7 separate regions of the Homo sapiens genome follow, and all the other regions are linked to region 6. A link is a loop called in an ENCODE intact Hi-C map of the cell type or tissue named here. Cell type or tissue: heart right ventricle. All regions are shown on one strand.

The links. Hi-C counts contacts between places; a loop is a spot of excess contacts. Peaks named below come from ENCODE experiments on the same cell type or tissue, not always from the same donor. Only the 100,000 strongest peaks of a DNase experiment are listed, where the experiment ranks them.
Region 1: a loop joins it to region 6, with 2.9 times the contacts of the local background. A loop is called at or near these places in 67 of 110 quality-filtered maps.
Region 2: it touches region 6 in a loop (3-fold over the local background); 22 of 110 quality-filtered maps call a loop at or near these places.
Region 3: it touches region 6 in a loop (2.7-fold over the local background); 3 of 110 quality-filtered maps call a loop at or near these places.
Region 4: it touches region 6 in a loop (3-fold over the local background); 10 of 110 quality-filtered maps call a loop at or near these places.
Region 5: a loop joins it to region 6, with 2.0 times the contacts of the local background. A loop is called at or near these places in 28 of 110 quality-filtered maps.
Region 7: a loop joins it to region 6, with 3 times the contacts of the local background. A loop is called at or near these places in 22 of 110 quality-filtered maps.

What each region holds. Positions count from the first base shown.
Region 1 is chr5:177,298,007-177,302,006 of GRCh38, forward strand. NSD1 (nuclear receptor binding SET domain protein 1) reads left to right here. Exons shown (of 23, transcript NM_022455.5): 23 at 1-2,207. RAB24 (RAB24, member RAS oncogene family) reads right to left here. Exons shown (of 8, transcript NM_001031677.4): 7 at 3,919-3,981; 8 at 3,192-3,801. The coding sequence ends at 3,737. Among named protein-coding and RNA genes, the nearest start is that of RAB24, 3.7 kb to the right of the region's middle. RefSeq lists enhancers at 2,364-2,473, 3,404-4,000, 3,777-3,836 and a silencer at 2,381-2,574. In heart right ventricle, a CTCF peak has its summit at 2,464; a DNase peak (open chromatin) is centred at 2,434; H3K4me3 peaks cover 716 bases; H3K27ac peaks cover 3,406 bases.
Region 2 is chr5:177,255,598-177,259,597 of GRCh38, forward strand. NSD1 (nuclear receptor binding SET domain protein 1) reads left to right here. Exons shown (of 23, transcript NM_022455.5): 13 at 1,354-1,554. Among named protein-coding and RNA genes, the nearest start is that of RAB24, 46 kb to the right of the region's middle. In heart right ventricle, no CTCF peak of the experiment used is centred here; no DNase peak of the experiment used is centred here.
Region 3 is chr5:177,369,296-177,373,295 of GRCh38, forward strand. It overlaps RGS14 (regulator of G protein signaling 14), which reads left to right. Exons shown (of 15, transcript NM_006480.5): 10 at 1,296-1,369; 11 at 1,610-1,736; 12 at 1,870-1,951; 13 at 2,055-2,101; 14 at 2,180-2,294; 15 at 2,578-3,301. The coding sequence ends at 2,780. Among named protein-coding and RNA genes, the nearest start is that of SLC34A1, 13 kb to the right of the region's middle. RefSeq lists enhancers at 37-888, 437-506. In heart right ventricle, CTCF peaks have their summits at 174 and 1,646; a DNase peak (open chromatin) is centred at 1,616; H3K4me3 peaks cover 1,027 bases.
Region 4 is chr5:177,388,806-177,392,805 of GRCh38, forward strand. All of the region lies in intron 8 of SLC34A1 (solute carrier family 34 member 1), which reads left to right. Among named protein-coding and RNA genes, the nearest start is that of SLC34A1, 6.4 kb to the left of the region's middle. RefSeq lists enhancers at 330-1,529, 570-3,383, 615-664, 805-854, 2,105-2,184. In heart right ventricle, CTCF peaks have their summits at 1,867 (motif pointing right) and 2,079; a DNase peak (open chromatin) is centred at 1,876; H3K27me3 peaks cover 1,200 bases.
Region 5 is chr5:177,232,597-177,236,596 of GRCh38, forward strand. It overlaps NSD1 (nuclear receptor binding SET domain protein 1), which reads left to right. Exons shown (of 23, transcript NM_022455.5): 6 at 3,225-3,349. Among named protein-coding and RNA genes, the nearest start is that of RAB24, 69 kb to the right of the region's middle. In heart right ventricle, no CTCF peak of the experiment used is centred here; no DNase peak of the experiment used is centred here.
Region 6 is chr5:177,111,697-177,115,696 of GRCh38, forward strand. No RefSeq gene overlaps it. Among named protein-coding and RNA genes, the nearest start is that of NSD1, 20 kb to the right of the region's middle. In heart right ventricle, CTCF peaks have their summits at 349 (motif pointing left), 554 and 2,362; DNase peaks (open chromatin) are centred at 355 and 2,365; H3K4me3 peaks cover 1,195 bases; H3K27ac peaks cover 1,388 bases.
Region 7 is chr5:177,454,360-177,458,359 of GRCh38, forward strand. It overlaps PRR7 (proline rich 7, synaptic), which reads left to right. Exons shown (of 4, transcript NM_030567.5): 3 at 470-1,135; 4 at 1,365-1,927. The coding sequence starts at 709. The coding sequence ends at 1,762. It overlaps DBN1 (drebrin 1), which reads right to left. Exons shown (of 15, transcript NM_001363541.2): 13 at 3,699-4,000; 14 at 3,296-3,398; 15 at 2,251-3,144. The coding sequence ends at 3,074. Among named protein-coding and RNA genes, the nearest start is that of PRR7-AS1, 8.4 kb to the left of the region's middle. RefSeq lists enhancers at 1-701, 949-1,243, 2,808-3,508 and silencers at 106-715, 165-396, 906-1,455, 1,546-1,685, 2,056-2,255. In heart right ventricle, CTCF peaks have their summits at 225 (motif pointing left), 1,133 (motif pointing right), 2,180 (motif pointing left), 3,409 (motif pointing right) and 3 weaker places; DNase peaks (open chromatin) are centred at 232, 1,162, 2,162 and 3,422; H3K4me3 peaks cover 2,269 bases; H3K27ac peaks cover 3,384 bases.

The DNA of each region.
Region 1 (4,000 bases), 190 kb after region 6:
AATTTGAGCTATTGGGCCCACCAGTAGCAGCATGTGATACTAGATGGTTAAAATCATGAAAGCAGTCACTATCCAATTAGAAGCAGAGTCACAACAACTGTTGGGAAATGTGACTCTTGGAGGAAGGTGGGGAGGGAGTGGCCTTGCCAGCCCTGTGGGACGTCCCCTGAAGTTTGTAATAAGACCCCTTTTCCAAAGGGATGTGAATTGGAGTGAAAAGGAAATCTTTCATCTTAGAAAACTTCTGGTCCTTAACGCAGGGTGGTATTTGGGTATGTGCTTGGAAATTGAGATCTCAAGAGTGTTTGCCTTGGAGCCAGCTCCCCAGGAGGCCTTTTCCAGGGACAAGGCAAAAGTTGAAATTCTCCATGGGTAGCTAGAAAGCCAATACATCTAGCCCTGCTAAGTCAGAAAAAGATTATGAAAAATGTTGAAATTTACATTCAAAGCCTCATTTGCTTATCTTGCTGGAGCCAACCCAGTCTAATAGCAAAATAGCTGTCATTGATACAGAAACATCCTCATTTTTAAATGTCTGCTTTACCCTGTTACTGAGTTTGAGATGACTTAAATCACTGTGTTGACCCTCTTCTGAACCAAATCTTTAGCATTGATGAAAATAGTTATTTTATTCTTTACATCCTTCACCCCACACTATGGTCAGGGCATGAAACACCCTGTTGATCCCTTCCCAGGCTCGGCACTGTCTGCTCACTGGAGCCGGACTCCCAGGTTGTAATTCTAATGTTGCCTCATGAGAACAGAATGGCAGAAAGTTTAGTCCTGACAGATTCCCCCATAGGGAGTAATGAGGACAGCATGAAACTTGGATAGGTTTTACCCTTAGTCCCTATAAGGTGGATTTTACTAAGGTTTTTTAAATGATACTGTCATCCTCTTGGGGTTTATCAGCCAGGTTAGAGGAGCCCAGTGTCCTAACCTCTCTCAGATCATGGCAGAGAAGGAGCTGCCTCCAGCCCCTTTCTTGCTGAGTTTCATTTGAGCAGTTCCATGTGTAGACATTCCAAGTCACTGCTTGGTAGTTGCTGTGGGAGCCTGTCATTGGCTATGGCCAGTTAGTTCTCAGCTGAGCTTCCTAGGGCCAGTGCAACAGGGCCAGAGGCTGCTATAGTGTAAATTGAAATAAGAATAGATCATTGTTTTGTACACACACACAATAAAATGTAATGATGGTGCTAATTTCACGGTATAAATAAGCACTGCCAAGGGTTGAGGGACTGGCAGCTCAAGAAACCCGGGTTCCTGTTTGGGAGGAGATTTTATGTAGAAAAGTTTGAGGCTTTGTTAAAAGTGGGGAGAAGGAAGATCCTCAGTGAAGCCTGCACCCAACCCTGGAGTGGCCCAGTGCAATCCAGAGGTGGAAGAGATCCTATATCCAGGTGAAGGTGGCCATTGAGTTTCTCAGGGCTGGGGCCACCTTGTCCATAGCCTCCGTCCACGCTGCCTGGAGCAGGTTGTTAGAGAGCTCTGGTTGTTGGGTCTTCCTCAGCTCCCTTCTGCCCCTCTCTACCTCTTCCACTCATGGAAGCCCCTCTACTGCTTATGAAGATTAAGGGTAGTATTTTCTAAGGAAGTGGAAAGAATTAAACTAGAAATCCACAACCTCGGAAGAAGTGTTTCGAGTTTAACATGCGCTGTTTCTGCTTATGTGGTTCCTTCTCTAGAGCTGCTTTCCCATGGCTTTCAAAACATCAGGTTATTGTGGGGCTTCAGGTGTAAGGTCCTGGAAGTTCAGCAAAGTTTCGTGGACAAGACATGGGCACAGAGAGTAGAAGCAGAAATAAATGGTTCTATGTTTTCAACTTCCAGGGTTGGGGCAGGCCAGAGCAAGGCGGTCTCATCGAGGTGGGTGCTACCTGTGTGTGTGTAGATGAGTGTGCTGAAGGTGGGGAGGGCAGCACACAGCAGCTCATGGCAGAGCCGCCTCCTAGGTCTTGGCAAAGAGGCAAGCTGACGATAGACATCTACCTATATTGTTAAGAAAGGGGTCGGGGGGATCAGCCAAGGTCCATCATTGCTTTTTTGCCGCGCCCCCCCCCCCCCGCCCCCATAGATTGTCAGCTGTAAGTGAAACTCCTAGTGAAAAAGAGGGGAGCCCTGTGTTAGGAGTCCCCATAAACATGTACTGTAATTCTTTGTATATAGAAAAAAAATTTACTGTAAAGTAAAGTTTAACTTTACTCATATATGGCCCTTGCCCTGTGTTTTGTTTTATTGGCTGTGGGGAGTTGTAGTCTAACAGGAGGGAGGATTGTTTGGGGTGAGAGCAGAAGCCAGCCCCAGAGATAGTACGAGGTGGGGGGCGGGGGGCGCAGGGATACTGTGAAGCTAAGCCCTTCCTCCAAGCACGTCATGGGAATAGTGTGTTTCCTCTCAGCAGCCACAGGGCTGCCCAAGCCTCTTTCTCCCTCTGTTGGGAGTGGCTGGTTTCAGTTTCAGTCTCCCTCCACAGGAAGCCCCCATCACTCATGAAGGAAGGGCAGTTTGAGGAATTGGTTTTTAAAAAGGAAGTGGAACCAAAGCACTCTCTGAGTGTGAGTCTGACCATGTTGGCTAAGTTGTACATTTTTCCAAGGCAGGTGTTGGCCACTGCAGAGGACTCAGCCCAGGCCTAAATAAAGGCAGGAAAGCAGAGGCAAAGGATAAAACTAAGGGAAAGCCCCTGGCCTGGGGCCACACCCTCCATACCAGAAAGGGCTGCAATAAATTTCCTTCTGGTTGAGCAGCAAGTGTCAGCCCTGTTTACAGTTAACACCTGATTCCTCAGAAATATCTGGATCTTCTTTGGGGAAAACTTGGGAGTTTGCTTCCCTTTGTGACCTAGTCCTGAACTTCCTGCCCTTTCAGCAAAAAGTGCTTGGGAAGATTGGGAAAAACATTTAGTACTAGAGTTACTCTTCACTTTCTTCACAATCCTTGGGCTGCATAGTAGTCACCTTATTTTACAGATGAGAAACTCAAGATGAGGATTTAAGTCCCTTTTCTAAATTAGCAGCTGAATTGGAACCAAATCTGGATCCATTAGACCTTTCTGGCTTACAGAACTTAGGACTTTCCTACCATTAAACCACATTGTAGGATGTCACTGGGAAGCTCAGGACCTGAGTCACAGGTCTGACATAGGGGCCCAAACATGACAGATGCAGTAGAGCTAGTCAGACCAACCTGTCTCAGGTAGGAATGCTTGACCCTTTTATTTCGAAGCAACTCATGCACTCTTTTCAGCACTCAGAAGGAACTGTGAGCTTTTATACTACTACAGCCCCAGTATCTCAGCGGTAACCATGGGGAAAAAAGTCTTGTTTTCCAAAGGAAAATGAGAGTTGGGAGGAGCCTTAATATAAGCAGTGAGGCCAGCCGGGTGGCCCCAGGAAGAACTAGGTGTCTTGACACCTAATCCACACAGCAGGGAAAGGGGCTGGGTGTGATGCACAGTGCACTGATTTTATTTACAGATCAAAAGCCACTTAAATAATCTGCAGACACAAGTGCTGTCCAGGGCAGAAGCCTGGGGTCCAAATCAGCCTTATCCCTCCTCATGCCCACAGTCAGCCCAATGCTGTCTCCGTTCCATGGGCCAGCACAGGCAGGCGCCACTCTGCTGACATGAGGACCTGGGGTAGCTCAGACATTTGACTACCCAAGCCCAGAAAGGAGCTGGGTCCAGCCCTTACGGGGAATTCCTTTAATTCCCCCAGGCCAGGTGAGTGCTGACTCAGTGATGACAACAGCTGTAGAAGTAGGGGTTTGGCTTCTGGCCCAGATCCACGCCCTTGTCCTCTGTCAAAAAGAGAGGTGGCAGCTCAGCACCATTCTGTTGGGATCAGGTAACTCAGGAAAGGGGCTAGATGCTGTGGGCCTAGAGTAAGTCTCCATAAAGGCTGGGGAAGCACACACCTGTCATCACCTGGAAGGCAGCCACACTGACGTAATCCTCTGCCACTTTCTGGAAGAGCTCGTCTGGCAGGAAAAATGATGA
Region 2 (4,000 bases), 140 kb after region 6:
TTTCTGAGACAGTCTCCTTCTGTGGCCCAGGCTGGAGTTCGGTGGTGTGATCTCAGCTCACTGCAACCTCCACCTCCCAGGTTCAAGAGATTCTCGTGCCTCAGCCTCTGTATTAGTTGGGATTATAGGCGCCTGCCACCACACCCAGCTAATTGTTTTGTATTTCTAGTAGAGACGGTGTCTCACTATGTTCCCCAGGCTAGGCTTAAATTCCTGGCCTCCAGTGATCCAATTGCCTTAGCCTCCCAAGTGCTGAGTACATTGCTTCTGGGTGGTTTTTGACTTTTTATTACAAAAATCTTAAGACATACACCAGGGTAGAACAATGTAAAGAATCTCCATGTATTCAGTTAATTTCAGTAGTTATCAACTTCTCTCTCATTTTCTCCCTATATTTCAAAAGGTTTCTAACACAACATCTAATGTATAGCGAGAATATGTAATAACTTCTTTGTGTCATCTACCAGCCAGTTCATTTTCAAATTTTCTCATTTGTCTCAGGGATGTCTTTTTATTATGTTTTGAATCAAGATCTAGATCCAGAGAGAGGCCAAAAACGTCTCTGTAGGTTTTGTTAGGGAGATTACCAGCATTGTATGTCGGGTGATTTCCTGTAGTGTAAACTTTTTTATACATCTCTTAAGTTTCTACTTATCTTTAACAATACTGCCCCCACACTTTTTTTTTTTTTTTTTTTTTTTTTGAGGCAGGGTCTCACTCTTATCACCCAGGCTGGAGTGCACTGGTGTGATCTCAGCTCAGTAAACCTCCACCTTCCAGGCTCAAGCAATCCTCCTGCCTCAGCCTCTTGAGTAGCTGGGACCACAGGCATGCATCACCACGCCCAGCTAATTTTTGTATGTTTAGTAGAGATGGAGTTTTGCCACGTTGCCTGGGCTGGCCTCGACTTCCTGGACTCAAGCCAGCCACTCACCTCAGCCTCCTGAAGTGCTGGGATTGTAGGCGTGAGCCTCCTCTCCCAGCCCAACTTAAATTTCGTTGGTTGCCTCCTGGAGGTATCCCCTTAACTTGTTCCTCTGTCATCCATATTTCCTGTAAACTTGTAGTTAGTCCAGGGGCTTGATTAGGTTTAATTTCAGTTTTTTCTTTTTTTGGCGGGGGTGCCAGCGGCAAGCATTTTCTGTAGACAATATGTACTTTCTGTTGTATCACGTCAGGGAGTATCTATTACCAGATTGTTCATTTATAATAATACTAAGATTGTTACAGTGGGTTCAGACGATGTCAAACCGATCAGTCCATTATAAAATTTCTTATGAACTTTTCACCTAATGGTTTAGCATTTGGTAGATTCTTGAATTCTTACTAATTTATCTTCTTTTGGCTTCTCAGGAATCCATACCTGTTTTGTATGTAAGCAGAGTGGGGAAGATGTTAAAAGGTGCCTTCTACCCTTGTGTGGAAAGTTTTACCATGAAGAGTGTGTCCAGAAGTACCCACCCACTGTTATGCAGAACAAGGGCTTCCGGTGCTCCCTCCACATCTGTATAACCTGTCATGCTGCTAATCCAGCCAATGTTTCTGCATCTAAAGGTATGGATTTCTTATGTGGACCAGTCTAATTGTAAAACCTCAGTTTAATTGGCAACAGATATTTTCTTTTTTCTTTCTTTTTTTTTTTTTTTTTTTGGAGACAGAGTCTCGCTGTGTTGCCGAGGCTGGAGTGCAGTGGCGTGATCTTGGCCCACTGCAAGCTCCGCCTCCTGGGTTCACGCCATTCTCCTGCTTCAGCCTCCTGAGTAGCTGGGACTACAGGCGCCTGCCACCATGCCTGGCTAATTTTTTTGTATTTTTAGTAGAGACGGGGTTTCACCGTGTTAGCCAGGATGGTCTCGATCTCCTGACCTCGTGATCCACCTGCCTCGGCCTCCCAAAGTGCTGGGATTACAGGCGTGAGCCGCTGCGCCCGGCCGGCAACAGATATTTTCAAATGCAATCAATCCACCATGTCACTTTATGGCCTCTCTCTAGCTTTTATCAGAGAGATTACCAACATTGTATTTGGGAGAGAAGAGGGGCATAACGAACTAGTTCAGCAGCCAGGCAATGCCAGGGCTCCATAGAACACAATGTGGTCGTGTGGTAGGGTATTAAATATTTGGATTTCATGTGAGATGTAGTTTGAGAAAGTGTTCTGCTGCATGTCCTCTTCCCCCTATTGATTAGAAAACCAGAGTGTAGTCTTCCCCTGGGCTTTTTTTTTATTTTATTTTATTTTATTTTATTTTTTTTTGAGACGGAGTCTTGCTCTGTCACCCAGTCTCCTCGATCTCCTGACCTCGTGAGCCACTCACCTCAGCCTCCCAAAGTGCTGGCATTACAGGCGTGAGCCACCACGCGTGGCCCCCCTGGGCCTTTTTTTTTTTTTTTTTTTTTTTTGAGATGGAGTTTCGCTTTTGTTGCCTGGGCTAGAGTGCAATGGTGCAATCTCAGCTCACCGCAACCTCTGCCTCCCGGGTTCAAGCGATTCTCCTGTCTCAGCCTCCCGAGTAGCTGGGATTACAGGCATGAGCCACCATGCCTCGCTAATTTTGTATTTTTAGTAGAGACAGAGTTTCTCCATGTTGGTCAGGCTGGTCTTGAACTCCCGACCTCAGGTGATCTGCCTGCCTCGGCCTCCCAAAGTGCTGGGATTACAGGTGTGAGCCACTGCGCCCGGCCGGCCATTTTTATATCTCTGGTTTCAGTGTGATATCATTCAGAAATGCATGCCAAGGCAGGATTGGGGGTTTCGTGTTGATTTGTTTTTTGTTTGTTTGTTTTTTTAATGAAAACTCTTGTCCTAGAAATTTTCTTCTGCTTCATAGTTAAGCTGAGACCTGAGTTTTCCAAAACTGTCTGTGCATATAGGTAAACTTAAGTTTTGAAATGTGTTCTCTTTGGTAAAACAAGTTGTTTTTGTTGTTGTTGTTGTTTGTTGTTGTTTTTTTTTTTGAGATGGAGTTTCACTTTTGTTGCCCAGGCTGGAGTGCAATGGCTCGATCTTGGCTCACTGCAACCTCCACCACCTGGGTTCAAATGATTCTACTGTCTCAGCCTCCTGACTAGCTGGGATTACAGGCACATGCCACCATGCCCAGCTAATTTTTGTATTTTTAGTAGAGACAGGGTTTCATCATATCGGTCAGGCTGGTCTCGAACTCCTGACGTCAGGTGATCTGCCTGCCTCAGCCTCCCAAAGTGCTGGGATTATAGGCATGAGCCACTGCACCCAGCATGTGTTTTTTTGTTTGTTTTGTTTTGTTTTAAAACAGGAGGTCTCGCTCTGTTGCCCAGTGTGATCTCAACTCACTGCAATGTCCACCTCCCAGGTTCAAGAGATTCTCTTGCCTCAGCCCCTGGAGTAGCTTGGATTACAGGTGCTTGCCACCACTCCCGACTACTTTTTATATTTTTAGTATAGACGGGGTTTCGCCATGTTGGCCAGACTGTTCTGGAACCCCTGACCTCAGGTGATCTGCCTGCCTTGGCCTCCCAAAGTCCTGGGATTACAGGCTTGAGCCACCGCGCCTGGAAAAACCCAATACTGTATCTCTGCTGGTGAATTCATGTGTGCCAAAAGAACCTTGACTTTTTCCATAGAGGATTGAGGAGGTAAAATTTAGCAGTGTTGATGTTTGTTTTAATCAGACTGTCAGTACCTTTTTTAGGATTATTTCCTGGCCTCATGGGTCTCATAAGTAATTTCACTTGTTGGATCAAAATTGCAGTTTCGATGAGTGTGATGGTGTACACCTGTATTTCCAGCTTCTTGGGAAGGTAAAGCAGGAAGTGGGAAGACTGTTTGAGCACACAGACTTTGAGGTCACGTCCAGCCTTGGCAACACAGGGAAACCCCATGTCTTTATTAATACAAAGAAAAATGAAAAGAGTTGCAGTTGGCTACCTTCTCGTTTTTAATTGTTATTACAGATTGCATTAGAGGGTTTGGTGGTGGTTTCGTGATGGTTTATAATAGATGAAGTATTTGAGGGGATGT
Region 3 (4,000 bases), 260 kb after region 6:
TAACCAATGAACTTTTTCCTTTAGGTGCAAACTAGCTTAAACTTTAAAGAAGACCTAGGGGAAAACTGGCTTTAAAGGAAACCATTCAGTCAGGGGAATCTCAAGGAAGAATGCTACCTTCCAGGGGGCCATCGGGATTTCATTTACCTAGTAGACAAGTCCTAAGGCCTTGCCAGGTGTGTGGGGGAGAGGAACCTAGATCTGGGGCTGTCCTCCTGGCCCACAGGCTGAAAGTAAGCCAAGCAGGGAGTGATCAGGGAGGAGGAAGAGTGAAAACTCCAGAGAAGGTCTCTTGGGAGAGGGTAGGCATTTCTGGCTGGTGTCCGGAAGGCTTCATGGAAGAAGCAGCAGTAGATGTGGATGGGCAGAGCTGTGGGGGAGGATATTCCAGGCAGAGGGAACAGCTTAGGCAAAGGCCTGCAGGTGGGTACTTGCGGGGCATGTTCAGGGGCCTGGAGTGCAGGGGTGCGAGGGCAGTAGTGGGAGGCATTTTGCCCACTCTTCTCAGGCCGCTAGGGCGGCTGCCAGCAGCCCAGATGGGCTTTCATACATGCTAAATATAACTTCCTCACCCACACTCCACCTGCTCCTGCAGCACAGCATAAGCCTACTGCCTGGGAGATGCTGCCCCCAACCCCCACATCAGGCTGGAGCAGGCAGTGGGGCCTCTGAAGGTGGTCATCACGAGAGTTACTGTTTATGTACCTACTGTGTGCCAGGCATTGTGCCAGATGCTTCACATCCTCTGGTTTCACAGCAGTTTTGAGGGTGGGCCCTTTTTGAATGAGGAAACAAGAAGTGTCCTTAGTAGCGGGGAATGGAGAGAAGTGGACAAATGTCAAAAATGGGACCAGGCCAGGGTGGTTGGTCAAAGGTGGGTGGTGAGGGAGGAAATGCTTCCAGCTGGTCTGGTCGGATTTCACACACCTGAGGGACACGAGACAGCTGTCCTGGAGGCAGAGCCTGTCCTGGCACAGAAAGAGTAGGCCAGAGATCCCGGATCTAGGCCTGCCCCTTATCATTTCATGCCAGCAGCTACGTTTCTCGTAATTTCTGTCCTTTCCCAAGAATGTCCAGCATTCTTGCCACTTTTCTCCCTGGCCTTGGCTTTCCTGGGCTTGGACTCCAGCTTGGTACCTTAACCCATTTGCTCCCCTACAGCTCTTCCACCCTCCATCCCTTCCTCTAGGAAGCCCAGTGGTGGCCATGGGAGGGCGTGAAGTTGTTCTCAGACCCACAGGGATGGCTGGGGGTTGGGGGAGGGACTCTTAGACCCTGCCTGGCATCCACAGAAGGCCCTGGTCCTGGATCAGGACTGCACCGTGCTGGCGGATCAGGAAGTGCGGCTGGAAAACAGGATCACCTTCGAGTGAGTGTCCTGCCCCCAAGTCTGGGTCCCAGGTCCTGACGCTCCCTTCAGGCCCTGTTCTAGCTACCTGGCTCCCCAGGCCCCGCCCCTCGTGCTAGCCCCGCCCCTGGGACAAACCCCGCCCCCTACAAGCCAGTCCCACCTTCTGCAGTTCAAGCTCCACCCCCTCGCGTTTGTCCTGGGAAGGGTTTGGCGGGGGGCCGGCCCTCCGGCCCTCTGCTGCCCGAGGGTTCCTCGCAGGCTGGAGCTGACGGCGCTGGAGCGCGTGGTACGAATCTCAGCCAAGCCCACCAAGCGGCTGCAGGAGGCGCTGCAGCCCATTCTGGAGAAGCACGGCTTGAGCCCGCTAGAGGTGGTGCTGCACCGGGTGAGCTTCCGGGCCGCGGGGCGGGGCGGGGCGGGGCCGGGCCGGGGCCGGGGCCGGGGCCGGGGCCGGGGCCGGGGCCGGGGCCGGGGCCGGGCGGAGGCCTGTACCGCGGGCTGCTGACCTCTCCCCACAGCCAGGCGAGAAACAGCCTCTGGATCTGGGGAAGCTAGTGAGCTCGGTGGCGGCCCAGAGACTGGTTTTGGACACTCTTCCAGGTAGGGGACGCTGGCCTCGGGGCTTGATCTGGAACAGCTGTGGCCCAGGAGGAAGGGGGTCCAGGTGGGAGGCAAACACTAACTGTGGCCCTCTCTGCTGCAGGTGTGAAGATCTCCAAAGCCCGTGACAAATCTCCCTGCCGCAGCCAGGTGAGCGAAAGGCGAGTGGCCTCTTCCACCCTCTGCTTCTCCCCTCCCGATTTTGGCTCTGACCCCAAATTCTCGCAGGGCTGCCCACCTAGAACTCAGGATAAGGCCACCCATCCCCCTCCAGCGTCCCCCAGTTCTCTGGTGAAGGTGCCCAGTAGTGCCACTGGAAAGCGGCAGACCTGTGACATCGAAGGTACATGGTGGATGAGCTGGGGATCAGAAAGACTAGGGCAGTGGGGTTGGGGACCATTCAGGGTGGCATCAGAGAGCCTTGAGCTAAGGCAGGGGGCTGGGTGCCACTGGGCGTGGAACAGGAAGGATGGGGGTTGGGGGGTCAAAGGGGCTGGAACAGGGGGCCGCAGGCCATTGGTGCTGGGGCCAGGGAGGCAGTGGCCACAGTAAGGCAGTGGGACTATCGTGGGCTGGCATATAGGCAGGTCTGCTGGGGGGACCCTCATGCTGTGGCTTGCCTCCAGGCCTGGTGGAGCTGCTGAACCGGGTGCAGAGCAGCGGGGCCCACGACCAGAGGGGCCTTCTGAGGAAAGAGGACCTGGTACTTCCAGAATTTCTGCAGCTGCCCGCCCAAGGGCCCAGCTCCGAGGAGACCCCACCACAGACCAAATCAGCAGCCCAGCCCATCGGGGGATCCTTGAACTCCACCACCGACTCAGCCCTCTGACAGCTACCCAACAGTCCAGGACAGCTGCATGGCACCCGGCGGGCCGAGCATGCCATGGGTCCGCTCTGCATGCCCTGTCTGTGCCATGAGTGTCCCTGGCCCCTTCCTGCCATGGGCAGGCCCGCAGGAAGAGCCGGTAGGGGTGGAAAGGGGACTCAGATGAGACACACCCCACAGCTGCCACCGCCTTGTCCCTCAACAAGCTCACCCCCAATCCCTTGCAGCCAGGCCACAATGGGGGAGGTGAGTCCAGCCCCTTGGAACAGGCTTGCCCAACATGGAGGGATGGCGTTGGCAGTGCCAGCCTCCCCAGCCTGTGCCAAGCTTCAACAGGGGCAAGAGGAGGGGCCGGCCCCTCCTCAGGAAGCTGGTATGAGTAAGGCCTTGAGGGTGCAGGCAGGCAGCCCTGTACCCCACCCACATAGACTATACTGTACATACAGATTTTGCAGTAGGCTTGGGGCAGCTGGGTTTGTCCTTGATGTATGATACTGTTATTATAATAATTATTATTATTCTGCCATGAGTTGTCTTCCTTGTGTGCCAGACTGTCCTGTGGCTTCCCCCACCCTCAAAACACACTACTTCTGTCACCAAGGTCAGTGCCAGGAAACTCTTGGGGACCTCAGGATGTGCCTCCTGACTTCCTGTTTTCAGAACCTCTCTTCCTGACTGCACAGTATATGGGGTGGTGTGTGAATATCTTATAGTATTTTTTTTTTTAAGAATATGGGAGCTGGGTGAGGTGGCTCACACCTGTAATCCCAGCACTTTGGGAGACCAAGGGGGGTGGGGGTGGATCGCTTGAGCTCAGGAGTTTGAGACCAGTCTGGGCAACATGTCAAAACTCTGTCTCTACCAAAAATACAAAAAATTACCTGGGTGTGGTGGTGCATGCCTGTGGTCCCAGCTACTTGGGAGACAGGTGGAAGAGGATCACTTGAGCCCGGAAGGCGAAGGTTGCAGTGAGCCGAGATCGTGCCACCGCACTCCAGCCTGGATGACAGAGTGAGACCTGTCATGGTGTGGAGGTGAGAGAGAGGGCGGGGAGAGGTGTGGGGGTGAAGAACCCTGTGGGGAGCTGTGCCTCTCCATCATGTTGCTGTTGTACTGTGGTCTCTGTGGATCTGAGTACATCATTCTGGTCCTGTTCTCTGCTTCTACTGGGGACTGAGTGTCTCTGCACACATAACTGGAGAATCCTTTGAGGGCACCAAAGG
Region 4 (4,000 bases), 280 kb after region 6:
GTTTCACAGGTAGAGACACAGGTTCAGAGAGGCTAAGAAACGTGCCAGAGCTTATCCTACCATGTCAGGGCCTGAGCACCCTAGAGGGGTTAGTGACTCAGCTGGGCCATGTTTTGGGACCCAGGTAACGTGGGGAAGAGGCAGAGTGCTATAAGGATACCAAGGAAAGTAACAGGAAGGTGAGCTGCGTGGAGAACTCCTTGGAGATGTTAACAGCCGCTTGTGCTGGCATCGGGGGTTCCTTCTCCTGGAGACTGCCACAGGCGGGAGTCCCTTGTCCTTCTGCACTGTTTCTGCTGCTTCTAATACTGGGAAGATCTGTTTGAATCAAGTGGATGCTCATGGACCACCCATTATGCCAGGCTGATGAGGAAGCAGGCAATTAGCACACTTCCTTACTCAGCTGTGAAAAGGCAAATGCTTCATCCAAACCACAATGCACCATATTTGCTTCTCCCTGATGCTTGCATGTGAGACATAACTCCATTTACAATGAGATACGAGGAAATCCAAGCCACAGCACAGCACAGCACAGCACAAGCCCTTCCCCTTCCCCTTCCCCTTCCCCTTCCCCTTGCTGCTTCTTGTGACTGGACCTTTACCCTGGTGCGAACAGAAAACACTCATCTGACTCGCCCTGCGATGCTCCTTTGCATCTGAAGTTGCTCCAGCTCAGCCTCTGAGTGTTCAAAGCAGCCTTACATAAAAAAAAACCCCTGCGGGCAGCTTTTACGCTGACTTCATGACCTCTTTAATACATCAACCACTTTCTCACGAGCTCTCTGAGCACTCTTAGTGCTCTCTGACTCACCACAAGCCTCTCTACTTCATAGCAAAATCTGGAAGGGAGAGAAATCACACACTTTGATCTTCGCAAAAAGCAAGCCATGGAAGACAGCTCTGTTCCTCACTGCCCCTGAGCTCCCTGCCGGCCACCTACTGCAGCTTCCGGCAGATCTCAACCAGCAGCCTCCACGTCCTCACTTGAAGTCATCCTCACCCAGGTTCACTCTGGGGAGGCCGCCCTTGGGCCTTTCTCTACGGCTGCAGCTGACACTTGTCCAGCTGGTTTCTCTTCCTCACTCTACCAGGAAATGCTTTCCTTAAACGCTTTCTGCAGGGCAGGGTCTCATTTCCTCGGCTTGGAGAGTAGCTGGTGGGTGGGACCCAAGCTCTCACTTTCATCCCCTTTCTGGGACAGCGCCCCGAAGGAGTGTGACTCACACAGCAGTGGATGTGCTTGGTCTTGCAAAGTGTGAAGTGCGTCCTGGCTCTTCCTGCCCAAAGACGGGCCACAGAGTCTCCCCGTGCTCCCTTCCAACCTGTTCCCATTGACGCCAACTTTCACCATGCTGGACCTGAACCAGCCCGAAACAGTCTCCAGGGAAGCTATGCACCAGGGAGAGGAGGCAAGTCCAAGGCCTACCAGATGGGGAAAGCAGCAGCAGCGGCAGTTGAGTGATCAGACACTTGAGTCTCCCGGGACCCTGACACCGTCCTGGGAATCACCTTCTTATGTGGCCACACTGTGGACTGTCAACTATACCTGCCTGGATTAAACAAGCATCTTTTGAGGACTTGCAACCTGGGAGGCAGGGATTATCACGTCCCCATTTTACAGACGAGGAGCACTGAGCCCCAGAGAAGTGCAGTGGCTTGCCCAAGTCCATGTAATTGAGGTAGGATACAAATCCTGGTAGAATCCTGACTATCTCGTTGCCTCTCTCACTCACCGGTCTGACATTCTACTATGTATGTCTGCTTCCCATGCTGCCCATCAGGCCTGAAGGCCACCAGGTGACCATAGCCACGTGGAGACGACTCCAGAGATAGCGGGTGTTGCTCTAAGGAGAAGTTCTCCTTTTCGCCACCAGGTGGTGCTGCTGGCACAGTGCTCTCCCTCGGCTTCCAGAAGAACAAAGGCCCTAGAGCTCCCCTTCCTCTGAGGGGGAAACTGCTGCGCTGGCCCACATCCTGACAGTCTCCTGTGAGCTTAATCACCTCCTTCAGTCCCCAGAAGGGGCCTCTTTAATTTAGGGTGTCCCTATAGGCACTTAAATCCCAACTCCCTCTTCCAAAATGCTTCCAACTAGCCCCTGGGAAAAGGTGGGTAGCATTATGGACTTCATGCTGCAGAGGAGGAAACTGAGGCCCAGAGAGGCTAAGTGTTTGCTCTGGTGACACACAGCTGGGAACGGCTCAGCTGGGGTATGGGCCCAGGGCTGTCCACAGGCCCATTCTGTTCTTCCCACAGAGCCCACCACCCGCTTCAGGCCCCTCCAGCCTCTCCTACCCCACCCCAGGCCCAGGCAGGGATGGGCACATCTTGGGAAGATGCCCCCAGATCCTGGGCCTCCCAGCTCTTTTATCTAAGCTGGAGTTTCCATCTTCTCCCTCTGCCCCACAGGGAAGCCCCAGGGCCTGCTCCCTCCCGGCAGTTCACTCTCTGCCTGGCTTTGTCCCTCCTGCCAGCTTTACCTTCCTCTCTTGTACTTTAGGGTCTCTGGGCTCCCAGCCAGGGCCACACAGTCCCAGGCAAGAAGGTCAAGGTTCTAAAAACCCAGAGGGCTTGGCCCTGCTGCTGCCTCTGCCAGCCCTAAGTTGGGACCCCAGTAAAGTTCCCCATTCTCCTCCAGCCTTCGCAGGGTCCCACAGTCCTCCCCACAGAGACCACTGGGCCCAGCCCAGGTTAGGTCAGTGGGGCACACGTTGACCAGGCACCTACTCATTCAAGGGGTTGTCTGCTACCTCAGCATCCAGGCTGGGTACTCCCAGGAAGGTCCAGCAGGCTCCTCCCCAACAGGGCTAGGGTTCTCAGGTTCATCTGCAGGGGCCACTGGTCCTGACCTAGGAAGTCAGTCACACACACAGCCTCCCAACCATGTGATCCTGAACGGGCCCAGCGAGGGAGAGGGTCACTCCATATCAGAAGACAGTTTACCGAAGGCTCATGATGAGCCAAGCCCTGTGATGAGCGCTTTAAACACATTCCCCCTGTAACCTTTACAGCAGCTCCTCTATTATCCTGCGTTAGAGAAAACAGGCTCTGAGAGGTGGCATGGCTTACCCAGGGTGGTTGGTATAAGAAGCAGGATTTGAACTCAGATCTGCCTAACAGCAAACACCTGGCTCTCTCTCTCCCTTACCCTCGCAGCAGTTACCGTTGCTTTCCCAGCCTGGTTTTCTCATCTAGCCCATCGCAGCCTATTTTTTCCAGGCTTCTTGGCCTGCCATTCAGGCCCAGTCTTGATGGGTCCCCAAGGCCCTGATGTGGCGAACTGGGAGCACAGAAGAGCACATTGCCCCATTCAAGGGAGCACATCCCGCTAAAATAAACCCGGATGTTACACCAGACGCCATAAAAGTTCTTACCTTGGCCAGCATGGTGGCTCACACCTGTAATCCCAGCACCTTGGGAGGCCGAGGTGGGTGAATCACCTGAGGTCAGGAGTTCGAGATCAGCCTGGCCAACATGGCGAAACCCCATCTCTACTAAAAATACAAAAAATTAGCTGGGCGTGGTGGCAGGGGCCTGTAACCCTAGCTACTCGGGAGGTGGAAGCGGGAGAATCGCTTGAACCCAGGAGGCGGAGGTTGCAGTGAGCCGAGATTGTGCCACTGGACTCCAGACTGGGCAACAGAACAAAAACTCTGTCTCAAAATAAATAAATAAATAAATAAATAACTTCTTAACCCAACAAGGCTACAAATGAGTTGTCCACAGGCCAGACTGGCCTGCTTCTGCTGACCTTCATTGAATTGTAAAAGATAACTCAAAGTGGTCGCCAATATTTACAGATTGGGAGTTTGTTGCTTTCGGGAGTTTTTCATTTTTTGAGATAAGGTCTTGCTCTGTCACTCAAGCTGGAGTGCAGGGGCATGATCATAGCTCACTCCAGCCTCGACCACCTGGGCTCAAGAGATCCTCCTGCTCCAACCTCCTGAGTAGCTAGGACTACAGGTGTACACCACCATGCCCTAATTTTCTTTGTGGAGACAA
Region 5 (4,000 bases), 120 kb after region 6:
TTATACCCATAAAAGGTGATAAAATGGCACACGTGCAGGCTGGATGCACCAACAGAAAGTTTTCCAAAATAACCCACATGGGGCAAAAGCCTCCTTGCATTATTCATTGTGTTTTTAAATTAAAAAGAATTTTTTCCTGCTTTGTGGTATAAAGATTTTGTTGAACTTCTCAGAAAGCCTGAAGATATCCCCATAGATTAGAGTAATAAGAAAGGAGGAAGAATTTAGGTATAGTGCAGAAAGTAAGTCAGGCTCTTGGAGAAACTAGACAGTGGTGTAAGTGTGAAACATCTTTCAGAAGAGTATGGTATTAGACTGACCACCATGTATGATGAGACAGGCCCTACAGGAATTCAGGATGACTAGGACAGAGTAACTGTGCTGGGATGTGCTAATTAAGCAGGCATGTGTAAGTGTAAACTTGCTATGATAGGCAAAAGCTTGTGTTCTCACTGTTAGTGATTTCAAGGCATGAATTTCTTTTCTTTTCTTTTTTTGGAGATAGTCTCGCCCTGTTGTCCAGGCTTGAGTGCAGTGGCACAATTATGGCTCACAGTAGCCTTGATCTTCCAGACTCAAGCATTCTTCCCTGGTAGCTGGGACTACAGCTGTGTGCTACTATGCTTGGCTATTTTTTTTTATTTTTATTTTTAGTAGAGATGGGGTCTCACTATGTTAACTGGGCTGGTATTGAATTCCTGGGCTCAAGTGATCTTCCTGCATTGGCTTCCCTAAGTGCTAGGATTACAGGCGTGAGCTGCTGCACCCAGCCCCAAGGCATAAATTTTTTTTTTTAAAGTTTGGCTCTGTCACCCAGCCTGGAGTGCAGTGGCTAGATCTTGGCTCACTGCAACCTCTGCCTCCTGGGTTTAAGTGATTCTCATGCTTCGGCATCTGGTGTAGCTCGCATTATAGACATGAGCCACCATGCCTGGCTAGTATTTTTTTTTTTTTTTTTTTTAAGTAGAGACAGGCTTTCACCATATTGGCCAGGCTGGTCTCGAACTCCTGAGCCACCGCACCTGCCCCAAAGGCATGAATTTCTTACCAGTTCGTTATTATGCTAACAGAAAGGCATGGATATCTAGGGACATCTTTTCTGATTGGTTTCACAAACATTTTATAGCAGTAGTTGGTGCTTATTTCAGGGAAGCTGGACAGGATGATGACTGTTCCTCCTTGAAAACTCTTCGGCTCATCCTGCAGCTGCAATTTTATCAAAAATAATGTTTATGCCATGTGCTTTCCCTGAAGTGTGACTTCACTGCCATATGACCAGGGAATCCCTAGATTGATGAAGAGTAAATATAAAAATGCTTTCTTGAATATGCTGGCAGCTGTGAATAGATGTATGGGTGTGAAAGGGTTTCAAAAGGAGTGAAGGATGCCATATATGCTGTTGTCAGTGTCTGGAACACAGTGACTAAAGGTACAGCTGTGCATGCCTGGCACCACTTGTGACCTTCAGCTGTGTTCACTGATGATAATGAACAAGGTGGTGATTTTGATGGCTTCTTCAGTAAAGTGAGAAAAATGTGTAACATCCTTACATATGCAAAAAGTATACCTTCCATTTGTCAGTAAGCTGGAAGAAGTGGATAACAAGAAAGCTTTTAATATCGACAAAGAGGCTCCCGTTTCTTTGTTCAACATGGTGATAGAGCTGACATCGATCTGAATCAGAGTGATTGTGATAATGAAGATGACATTAACACTGCAGAAAAAGTACCTATAGATGACATGGTTAATGTATGTGATGGGCTTATTGAAGGACCAGAGCAGTGTTCATTCATAACAGAAAAAGAAATCATGTCAGTTTATAAAATGAGAGCCTTGGGCTGGGCGCAGTGTCTCGAGAGCCTGTAATCCCAGCACTTTGGGAGGCCAAGGCGGGCAGATCACTTGAGGTCAGGAGTTCGAGAACAGCCTGGCCAACCCGGTGAAATGCTGTCTGTACTAAAAATACAAAATTAGCTGGGTGTGGTGGCAGGCGCCTGTAATCCCAGCTACTCAGGAGGCTGAGGCAGTAGAATCGCTTGATCCTGGAAGGTGAAGGTTGCAGTGAGCTGAGATCATGCTGCTGCACGCCAGCCTGGGTGACAGAGTGAGCCCCCGTCTCAAAAAATAAAGAAATGAATAAAATGAGATCCTTCTAGACAATACTCGTTGTTAATGAGACAGATGACTTTAGAGGAAACATTTTAAAAAGCTATCCCACAGAATGCCTCTTCATTCCTAGAGGACTTCCTGGTTCCTAATTGCTTCTGATGATGTTTCTTCTTACCTTATAAAATAAAACAGTATACAGTAACCTTTTAATCAAAACACAGCATCATAGATGGAGACACAAAGCCCGACATTGTTATTACTGTTTTTTTATCAGCTGATACATGTATTCTCGTGATACTACTGTGCTGCTTAGCTACCCTGAACACACATTACTTTTTCACTGTATTAATGGTATGTCATATTTTTACTGTTAAGTACTTATGTGTGAATAAGTATAAGAAAATGTTTGCCTGTCAGTAGCACATAAATTCAGAGACAGGAATGATGGTAATGCCAAACAACCACAGATATTCCACATGGTGGCTGAGATAATGACACTTTTGCTTTCTTATGGTTCACTGTACACAAACTTTGTATAATGTAGAAAATAAATATTTTGTAAAATTACCTTCAGGCTATGTGTATAGAAGATGTGTGTAATACATAAATGAGTTTGGTATTTCAATTTGGGTCCCATCCCCAAGATAACTTATTATATATATATGCAAATATTACAAAATATGAAAAATTCTAAATCACTTCTGATCCCAAGCGTTTCAGATAAGGCATACTTAGCCTGTAACTCAAGATGTATTTTACCTATTTACCTGATCTAGATGCTACATTTTTGTTAGGTATATATTAGCTTTATATGTACAGGTGTCAGTGACTATAAGACCTGGCTTTAAATTTAACCTTTTCCTTAATTTTGGATGGGCCACATATATTCTATTATTTGTGTATATAAGGTAACACAAGTCCTTTTGTCTCCCCCCAGCTCCTTTTGCATATGAGAAAACATAAGCCATTTTGTGCCTCTTGCATCTTAAGCCATAGTCTATTTTACTATGTGGTTTCCCATCTGGTTACTTTTGGGAGTATCAGATGGTCTCATAAAAACAGTGGGTTTTCCTGAAGCTTTTTGATTAATGTTGAATTTGTTTATCATCTTTTAGCTGTGCGGTCAGAGAAGAAACGCCTTAGGAAGCCAAGCAAGTGGCTTTTGGAATATACAGAAGAATATGATCAGATATTTGCTCCTAAGAAAAAACAAAAGAAGGTACAGGAGCAGGTGCACAAGGTATGTTGCAAAATTTCAGCAAACTTTCACTGGTCCTTAGGAAACTGCAATTTTATCTTCAATGTCATACTTTATCTTCATGAAACAATAATTTCCTTAACTGAGATCTTGTTTTTTATTCTCAGCTTCTAGCACAGTACTTAGGATTTAGTGGTTATTCAGGAAATATATAAATGAATCTACATATTGTATTTATTTATGTATATATTTTTCCCTCTTTGCCTTCAAAGAGTAATGACTTAGGAATATTGTTATGATTTAATCTTAAGTAAAAATATAGGCTATAAAGTGAAATATATATAGTCTGACCCTAATTTCAAAAGTAAATATATCTTATTTGTCTTATTTTTCAACTCAGTTTTTTAAAATGAAATAGAGACATCTTGACATTCTACCCCTACATAGTTTAATATGTAGTTAAAAAATGGAACATTTTCCTTTATAATCAATTTAACATATTTACATCTTATATAAGATCTGTTTATCTGACATCAACTGTCTTTCAAATTTCATCAATTATCCCCTAACCTTTACCTTTGGATTATTCATACCAGGACTCAATCTAGGACTGCTCATTGTAACTGGTTGTTATGGTTCTCAAATCACTTTGAATTCAGAACAATCCCTTTTTTCATGATCATGATCATGTCT
Region 6 (4,000 bases):
GGGAAAGGACAGAAAGTTGAGTGAACAGGTGGCATCAGTGTGTTTCAGGGGCCTGAGGAGGGACCACAAGGGGGTGGACAGGGCAGATGATGATGAAAATGTCGCCAGACCAACACACTGTGCCTGACCGTGAAACAAACAACAGGAAGCCAGCAGCATCCCAATTTCACTATCCTTGTGCCTTTCACCCCAACTCTTCCCAGCCCCTTCCACGTCCATCCCTTGGCCTCGTCCTCTCCTTTCCTCCTCCATCTCTTTTTTTCTCTCTGGTCTGTCTGCCCTGTGAGGGGTCTCCAGGTAGAAGGAAGAGTTGGAGGGGACATGGTGGGGCGTTGTTGCCACCTGCTGGCAGCCACAGGAAGTGCATACTCCAGCCTGGTGCATGGTGCAAGCCTGAGCTGGGGACCCCGAGTCTTCCCCTGCTGGTGGTGATCGGGTGATTCCTGAAGGACCCTGGCTGGTGGTGATCGGGTGATTCCTAGACCCTGGCTCTAGGCACTGTGTTTTTCAGAACGATGCTGATAAGCCACTCTCCACCTTACTCAAGGGAATCGCTGATGGACAAAACCATAATTGCCCCTGCTCAAACCCTTCCCCATCCTCAGGCGTTGGTCCAAGCTCCATAATACGCTTAATAGGAGACCTTCATGATCTGGCCTTGGCCTCAGGCACAGCATCTTGTTCTCATTAGTTTCAGTGCCTTCCCCAGTGCACAGGACCTTTGCACCTGCCCTCTCTTCCTAGAACAGTCTCCCCGCTTCTGGTTTTCCAAACTCCTCCTCCTCTTTCGGGGTTCCAATTCCCCACCTCCCTGGAAGAGAGCTTCTAGCACCTCCACATTAAGCAGGGAGGATGAGCATCTCAAGCCATGGGAACAGCATGCGCGAAGGCCCAAGATGCTTCAAGGGGTTGGAAGAGGGCCAAAGGCCTGAGAGGGTGACGGGGTTGGCAGGGCTGTGGCAACAGGTACCATGGTCCTGGGTGATGGGTTGAGTCCCTGGTGAACAGTGGAAGGTCAAGGTTTTCAGTAGCAGCAGACATGGTCAGATATGTGTTTGGAAGGGCCCACGTAAGGTTGCCAAGTGCAAAAGGCACTGACAAGGCAAAAGTGGGTTTGGGGGCAACAGGTGGGGGCTGCATAGGAGAGAGATGGTGGGGGCTTGGATCCTTGAGCCCCCCACTTCCTGCTGGCTGGGTCCTGAGCTGGGGCTCCCAGTCCTGTCTCCAGTCTTTCTGGGCTAGACAGGGGCAGCCCTGCAAGGTGCCAGCCTAATTCCTCTGCCTGACCTCCCTGAGGGGACTCTAGCGTACCCTGGTGTGCTCCACACCGGCCCTGGCTGCCTCCTCTGATAGCCCCACCCCACATGCATACCTCTTATACCCTCGTGTTAGGCACCCACATGCTGCCTGCCTCTCTGAGCCAGCCCCTATGGCCTGTGGGAGCTGCCCTCCCATTCTACAGAGGAGGAAGCTTAGCCTCACAGCTGGGAAATAAGCTGAGAGCAGTAGGGAGGGGATTTGAACCTGGGTCTGTCTGCCCTCCCCACCATACTAGGCAGCCTAACAGTTACAGGCAGGACTCTGTCACATCCAGTGACTACATGACTTTGGGTGGACAGCTTTACCTTTCCCTGCCTCATTGTACTCTTCTGCAAAACGGGGACAATCGTAGTAATTGGCCCAGTGAGGTTTGTGAAGAGTAGGTAGAATGAATCCCCACAAGGCTCCAGCACAGCACCGGGCACACAGCAGGCACTCATCAATGGTTGCTTTTTCCATGAATACTATCTCGGGAACTGAACATGCTCACCGGGGAAATGCGCTTCATTTCAGTCAGGGAGAAAACAAAAGGAGCTCCAGGAGGACCAAGAAGGGAGGATAAAGTAGGGAGAATGGCTTGGGGAAGGTCTGGGCTAAGTCACTCTGAGTTCCAAGTACAGAGCAGGTGTTCAGGGCGCCAGCTGTGAGGAGCCTTGAATGCCACACTGAGAAGTCAACAAAAGTTCTAGAGCCAGAGAAGGCACCACCAGTACCCTAAGCCCAGGGGTAGGCTGCTCACTCCCCCAGAGATGACAGCACTGTAGGCAGTGGAAGAGGATGCTGGCAGCAGGGGCCCATCTCAGTCTTCATTGCACTCCATAGCCAGGCGCCTGTGGTCCCAGCTACTCGGGAGGCTGAGGCACGAGAATCGCTTGAACCCGGGAGGCGGAGGTTGCAGTGGAGCCGAGATCGCGCCACTGCACTCCAGCCTGTGCAACAGAGATAGACCTTGTCTCAAAAAACAACAACAACAAACTCCACAGTCCAGATAACGTTTTCCTGGGCCTGAGAACCTTCCCCATGCAATTCCCCAGCTAGTCACACGGTGGCGACAGTGCACCATGAGCCCTCTGCTTCTCCCTCCCTTTCAGCCAAAGCAAAAGCCAAACACCAATGTTTTCTAGATGCCTCTAAGAGATGGAGGGAGATTTAGGGAGAGATCTAAGGAGTCTCCTTTAGTCCATTCATATCCCCTGCCTATAGGTGAAAATGATGACTCACAGAAGTCAATTCATACCCCGAAGATCACCCAACCAGGTTTTGTTATTTTGTTTTTGTTTTTGTGTGTGAGATAAGAGTCTTGCTCTGTCACCCAGGCTGGAGCACAGTGGTGCAATCTCAGATCACTGCAACCTCTGCCTCTGGGGTTCATGCAATTCTCCTGCCTCAGCTTAGTGAGTAGTAGCTGAGATTACAGGCACGCACCACCATGCCCAGCTAACTTTTGTATTTTTAGTAGAGACGGGGTTTTGCCATCTTGGCCAGGCTGGTCTTGAACTCCTGGCCTCAAAAGATCCGCTGGCCTCGGCCTCCCAAAGTGCTGGGATTACAGGTGTGAGCCACCACGTGCGGCCTCCAACCAAGTTTTGAACCCTGGTCTGTGCGTCTCCCAGGACAGCTGCAGCAGCTGCCTGTCCTAGGCCATCAGTCCTGGTTCAGCCTCCCGCCCCCATCACTGGGCAGTGCTGCCTTTGCTGAGCTGACAGATCAGAGGTCTGCCCTGGGAGTGGACAAGGGCAAAGACTTTCACTTTTGCTTTCTACTTCTGAAGTTTAGGTCACTTATGTAGCTTTTGCACTGTGGGTGAGGCGCTGGGATAGTTCCTATCGCTGGGGAAGAGCTTGTCTGAGGGACGACGCCTCGGTGTTCCCACAGTTTCCCTCCCCCATCCCAGCCAAGGCTCCCAAGACTGAATTCCCCGGCCCTCCTAGCTTCTAAAGAGGAAGAGAGCTAACTTTGATGGAGGACTTCCTCTGTGCCGTGTACTATGCCGGACATCCTTTCTGCATGCATTCAGTACAGAGTAATGAAGTACACACTGTGTGCTTGTCACAATAGACAGCACTACAAGCTCTTGCATGCAGCAATAAAGAAATATTTATTAATGGTAACTTGTGTGCTGGGCGAGGTGGCTCACACCTGCAATCCCAGCACTTTGAGAGGCTGAGGCGGGCGGATCACATGAAATCTGGAGTTTGAGACCAGACTGGCAAACATGGCGAAACCCCATCTCTACTAAAAATACAAAAAGATTATCCAGGCATGGTGGCACACACCTGTAATCCCAGCTAGCTACTAGGGAGGCTGAGACAGGAGAATCGCTTGAACCTGGGAGGCGGAGGTTGCAGTGAGCCAAGATGGCGCCACTGCACTCCAGCCTGGGCGATGGAGTGACTTTCTTAAAAAAGCAAAACAAAACAAAAAACACCTAATGTTGGCCGGACGTGGTGGCTCATACCTGTAACCCCAACACTTTGGGAGGCCAAAGCGGGCGGATCACTTGAGGTCAAGAGTTCGAGACCAGCCTGGCCAACATGGTGAAACCCCATCTCTACTAAAAATACAAAAATTAGTGGGGTGTGGTGGCGCACATCTGTAATTCCAGCTACTAGGGGCGCTGAGGCAGGAGAATTGCTTGAACCCGGGAGGTGGAGGTTGCAGTGAGCCGAGATCAGGTCAC
Region 7 (4,000 bases), 340 kb after region 6:
TGGGCAGCCAGGGGCTGCCAGGCGTCTGTACAGGGCGTCGGGTGGCTGTCTGTGGGGCTCTAGGAGATGTACCACCCTTTCCCCGCCGCACAGCAACGGCGCCGAGACGCCTCTTCAGGGACCTGGTGCGCACAGGCTCCTGAAACCCTTTGGCCCCGGGACTGCGGATGGCGAATCTCTCGTTCGGACTCAGAGCTGGAGTCCGTCCTTCGCGCGCCCCCTGCTGGCCCGCCTCGGCTCCCCTCGGCGCCCGGGCTCCGCGGCGGCGGCCGGGGCTCAGATCGGGGAAACCCTACCGGGGAAACCTCGAGGCGTGACGTCACCCTCCTCGGTGACGTCACCGGGCCCCCGGGGAGCGCGAGGTTCCCACGGAGGAGGCTTTCCCCGGACTGCGCAGGGCGCGGGCGGGGGCCGGGAAGTCGTTGGGGGCCGCGGCGCGCCTTCACTGCGCCCCGTGTCTGCCCTACAGGTCCCGCGCGGCCCCGGGTGAGGCACGCCCGCGCGCCCGCCGGCGCCATGGGAAGGAGCGGGCGCCGCTGCTGTCCCCCGCCGGCGCGCGCACGACTTGAGACCTGCCACGGGCAGCCCCCGGCCGCGGGTCCCCGAGTGACGCTGGCGGCACCTGAGAGTGTGGCGCGGGCCCGGGGCCACGCAGCGGAGCCCAGTGTCCAGTGAAGCGTCTGAGGACCCGCCGCCCGTGCCGCCGCCATGGTGATGTCCCAGGGCACCTACACGTTCCTCACGTGCTTCGCCGGCTTCTGGCTCATCTGGGGTCTCATCGTCCTGCTCTGCTGCTTCTGCAGCTTCCTGCGCCGCCGCCTCAAACGGCGCCAGGAGGAGCGACTGCGCGAGCAGAACCTGCGCGCCCTAGAGCTGGAGCCCCTCGAACTCGAGGGCAGTCTGGCCGGGAGCCCCCCGGGCCTGGCGCCGCCGCAGCCACCACCACACCGTAGCCGCCTGGAGGCGCCGGCTCACGCGCACTCGCATCCGCACGTGCACGTGCACCCGCTGCTGCACCACGGGCCCGCGCAGCCGCACGCGCACGCGCACCCACACCCGCACCACCACGCGCTCCCGCACCCGCCGCCTACGCACCTGTCGGTGCCGCCACGGCCCTGGAGCTACCCGCGCCAAGGTGAGTACCGACCTCCGCCAGGGGGCGATCCGGGCCGCCGGAAGTGGGCGGGCGTTGGAGGGCTCGCTGCTTACCCTCAGGGCTTCCATCCGCAGCCTCCGGGAGAACACGGGCGGCGGCGGGCTCGGGTTCGGGCTAGGGCTGGGGCGCGGGCGGCCCCTGGCCGGGGCCTCTGCGAGAGGCTGGGAACCGGCGGCCTCACCTCCTCCGACCGCCTCCCACTCCGCAGCGGAATCGGACATGTCCAAACCACCGTGTTACGAAGAGGCGGTGCTGATGGCAGAGCCGCCGCCGCCCTATAGCGAGGTGCTCACGGACACGCGCGGCCTCTACCGCAAGATCGTCACGCCCTTCCTGAGTCGCCGCGACAGCGCGGAGAAGCAGGAGCAGCCGCCTCCCAGCTACAAGCCGCTCTTCCTGGACCGGGGCTACACCTCGGCGCTGCACCTGCCCAGCGCCCCTCGGCCCGCGCCGCCCTGCCCAGCCCTCTGCCTGCAGGCCGACCGTGGCCGCCGGGTCTTCCCCAGCTGGACCGACTCAGAGCTCAGCAGCCGCGAGCCCCTGGAGCACGGAGCTTGGCGTCTGCCGGTCTCCATCCCCTTGTTCGGGAGGACTACAGCCGTATAGAGGGGCGCCCGGCGCCCCGGGCCCCACCGGCGGACTCCTGGCCTGACTGCGGGGCTTTTTAAATGCTTCCCTGGACTGCGGGGAGGGGCGGGGGGAGGGAGGGATTTCTTATCCCGTTTGTTACATTTTGAGGATAATAAAGGTGTGTGATCTGGTTTGGTACAAGCGGAGGGTGCACCGGCTGCTTTCGCCCAGGGTTCTGTGTGACCAGACAAGCCGGGGCCTTGGCGGGAAGGACCCTCAACGTGCGTTTCCGCCACAACAGAACCTAAGGGTACAGCACTAAGTCTAAGACCAACCCTTCTCCGGTGGTTGTAGGTGCCAAGCGGCTTCCCCTGGGAGCCTTAGCCCCTAGCACCGCCCCCCCACCCCGCCCCCGCCTGGCGGGCCTTGGAATTAGGGTGAGGACGCCCCCTGGTGGCAAGGAGGTGCTGCGGCCTCGGAGGTGGGAGGAGTTGGGAACCTGGGTCAGGGCAGGCGGCAGCCCGAAGGGATCTGGATTTCTTTATTAACAGACATGAGCACGACCCGTTACAGAAGTTTGTGCTTTCCAAAAAAAAAAAAAAAAAAAAAAAAAAAACAGTTACTAAACGTGAAAAAGGAACCCAAGCAAAGAGGAAGGAGTTGGGGAGGGGCCACCAAAGCCCCTGGGCCCCATCCATAGCCCTGACCTGAACCGCGCCTAGGGCCTCCAACCTGGGACCTGCCCGGCAGGAGACGGGGGGTAGCCGAGGGGCCCCAGCTGGGCCTGCTACTTCCTTTGGGCCAGACAGGAAGGGGTCAAAAGAAGGGCGGGGAGGGGGTCCCAGGGAGCCAGAGCCCACGAGCCATTTATTGCCATGTTTTAAAATTCGTGCAAAATATCTGAAGCCCTGGACAGAGAATACAAAGTGATATTTTCCCAAGAAACATAAAACTAGGAAAAGAGGTGGGGGACATTTTCCCACCAGAGCTCCCCCCACGCCAGGCCCCAAGCAGGGTGAGGCCTCCAACCCGGCCAGCTGAGCAGGGAGGACTAAGAGCTACAATCTGGACCAGGGAAGGAGGGGTGGAATTTGCAACAGCGTCTCAACTACCAACGAGAGGAAAGCCAGTCAACTGTACAAGTCTCCTATCAACTTTTTAAAAAAAGAGAAAAGCTGTAAAAGTCAGGCCCTGTGGGTAGGGAAGCGGCCAAGTCCCCAGCCAGGGCCGGAATCCGGAGTGGGTGCCAGGCGGAGCTGCTGCGAATGCAGGCACGGCGGGCCGTCTGGCCAGAGGCTGATGCAGGTGGGCGGCCTTGGCAAGGGTAGCCTAGGGCTGGCGCCACCGCTAATCACCACCCTCGAAGCCCTCCTCCTCTTCTGGAACTGGGTCTGCATCCCAGCATGTGATGTCGATCTCTGTGGCGTTAGAAAGGGAGAGGAGTTAGGGACCTAGCAGACCGCTTGTGTCCCCAGCCTCTGTGAGCGGTGGGTAGTGGTGGGGTGGCTACCCACACTCAAATCCAGCCCCCGCACCCAAATTCCTCCCCATCATCCAGCCCAGTACTACCTGGAGGCTTGTTGTAGAACACAGGAGGCGGAGCCTTGGCACAGAGCTCTTCCGATTGGGCAAACTCCTCCTCCTGTGATTGACTGAAGTACCCCTCACTGGCCTGCAGGGGAAAGCATCAGGTCACTTGGCCCCACCCAGCAGGACTGGGGCTGACCTATCAGGCCTGAGCCCGTTTCCCCAGCAACCAATGATTCCATCAGTGGTTGCCAGGGAAACAAGGATGCCTGCCTTGGGAACAAAAGCAGAGCCGGCCCAGGGAGGGAGGGTGGGATGGACTTCCCCTCAAATAATGTGGGTCACAGAGAAGGGGGTACTGGTGCAAGCATGAGGAATGCAGGGCCAGCACCCTGCTCAGCCCCCACTCCCTCCCATCCCTCCCACCAGGCAGTCCCTGCCGCACCTGGGTCCCCTCCTTCTGGGTGGTCTCGCCATTGGTTAGCAGGTGGGGCTCCGGCTCCTGCTCTTGCTCCAGCTCCTCAAGGGCTGAGGGCAGAGTTGGGGTCTGGGGGGCAGCCAGGGACTCCCCTTCCACTTCCTCTGGGTCACAGAAGGTGGCTGGCGGCTCAGGCAGCTCATCAAAGTTGAGAAGGGTGGCACAGCCTTCGCCTGCTGGCAGCAGTGGCTCCGGAGCCACCTCATCCAGCAGGGGCACCTCTGCCAGGGTGACCTCAGTACCCGAGGGTGGCGTGGGGGCCCTGGGCT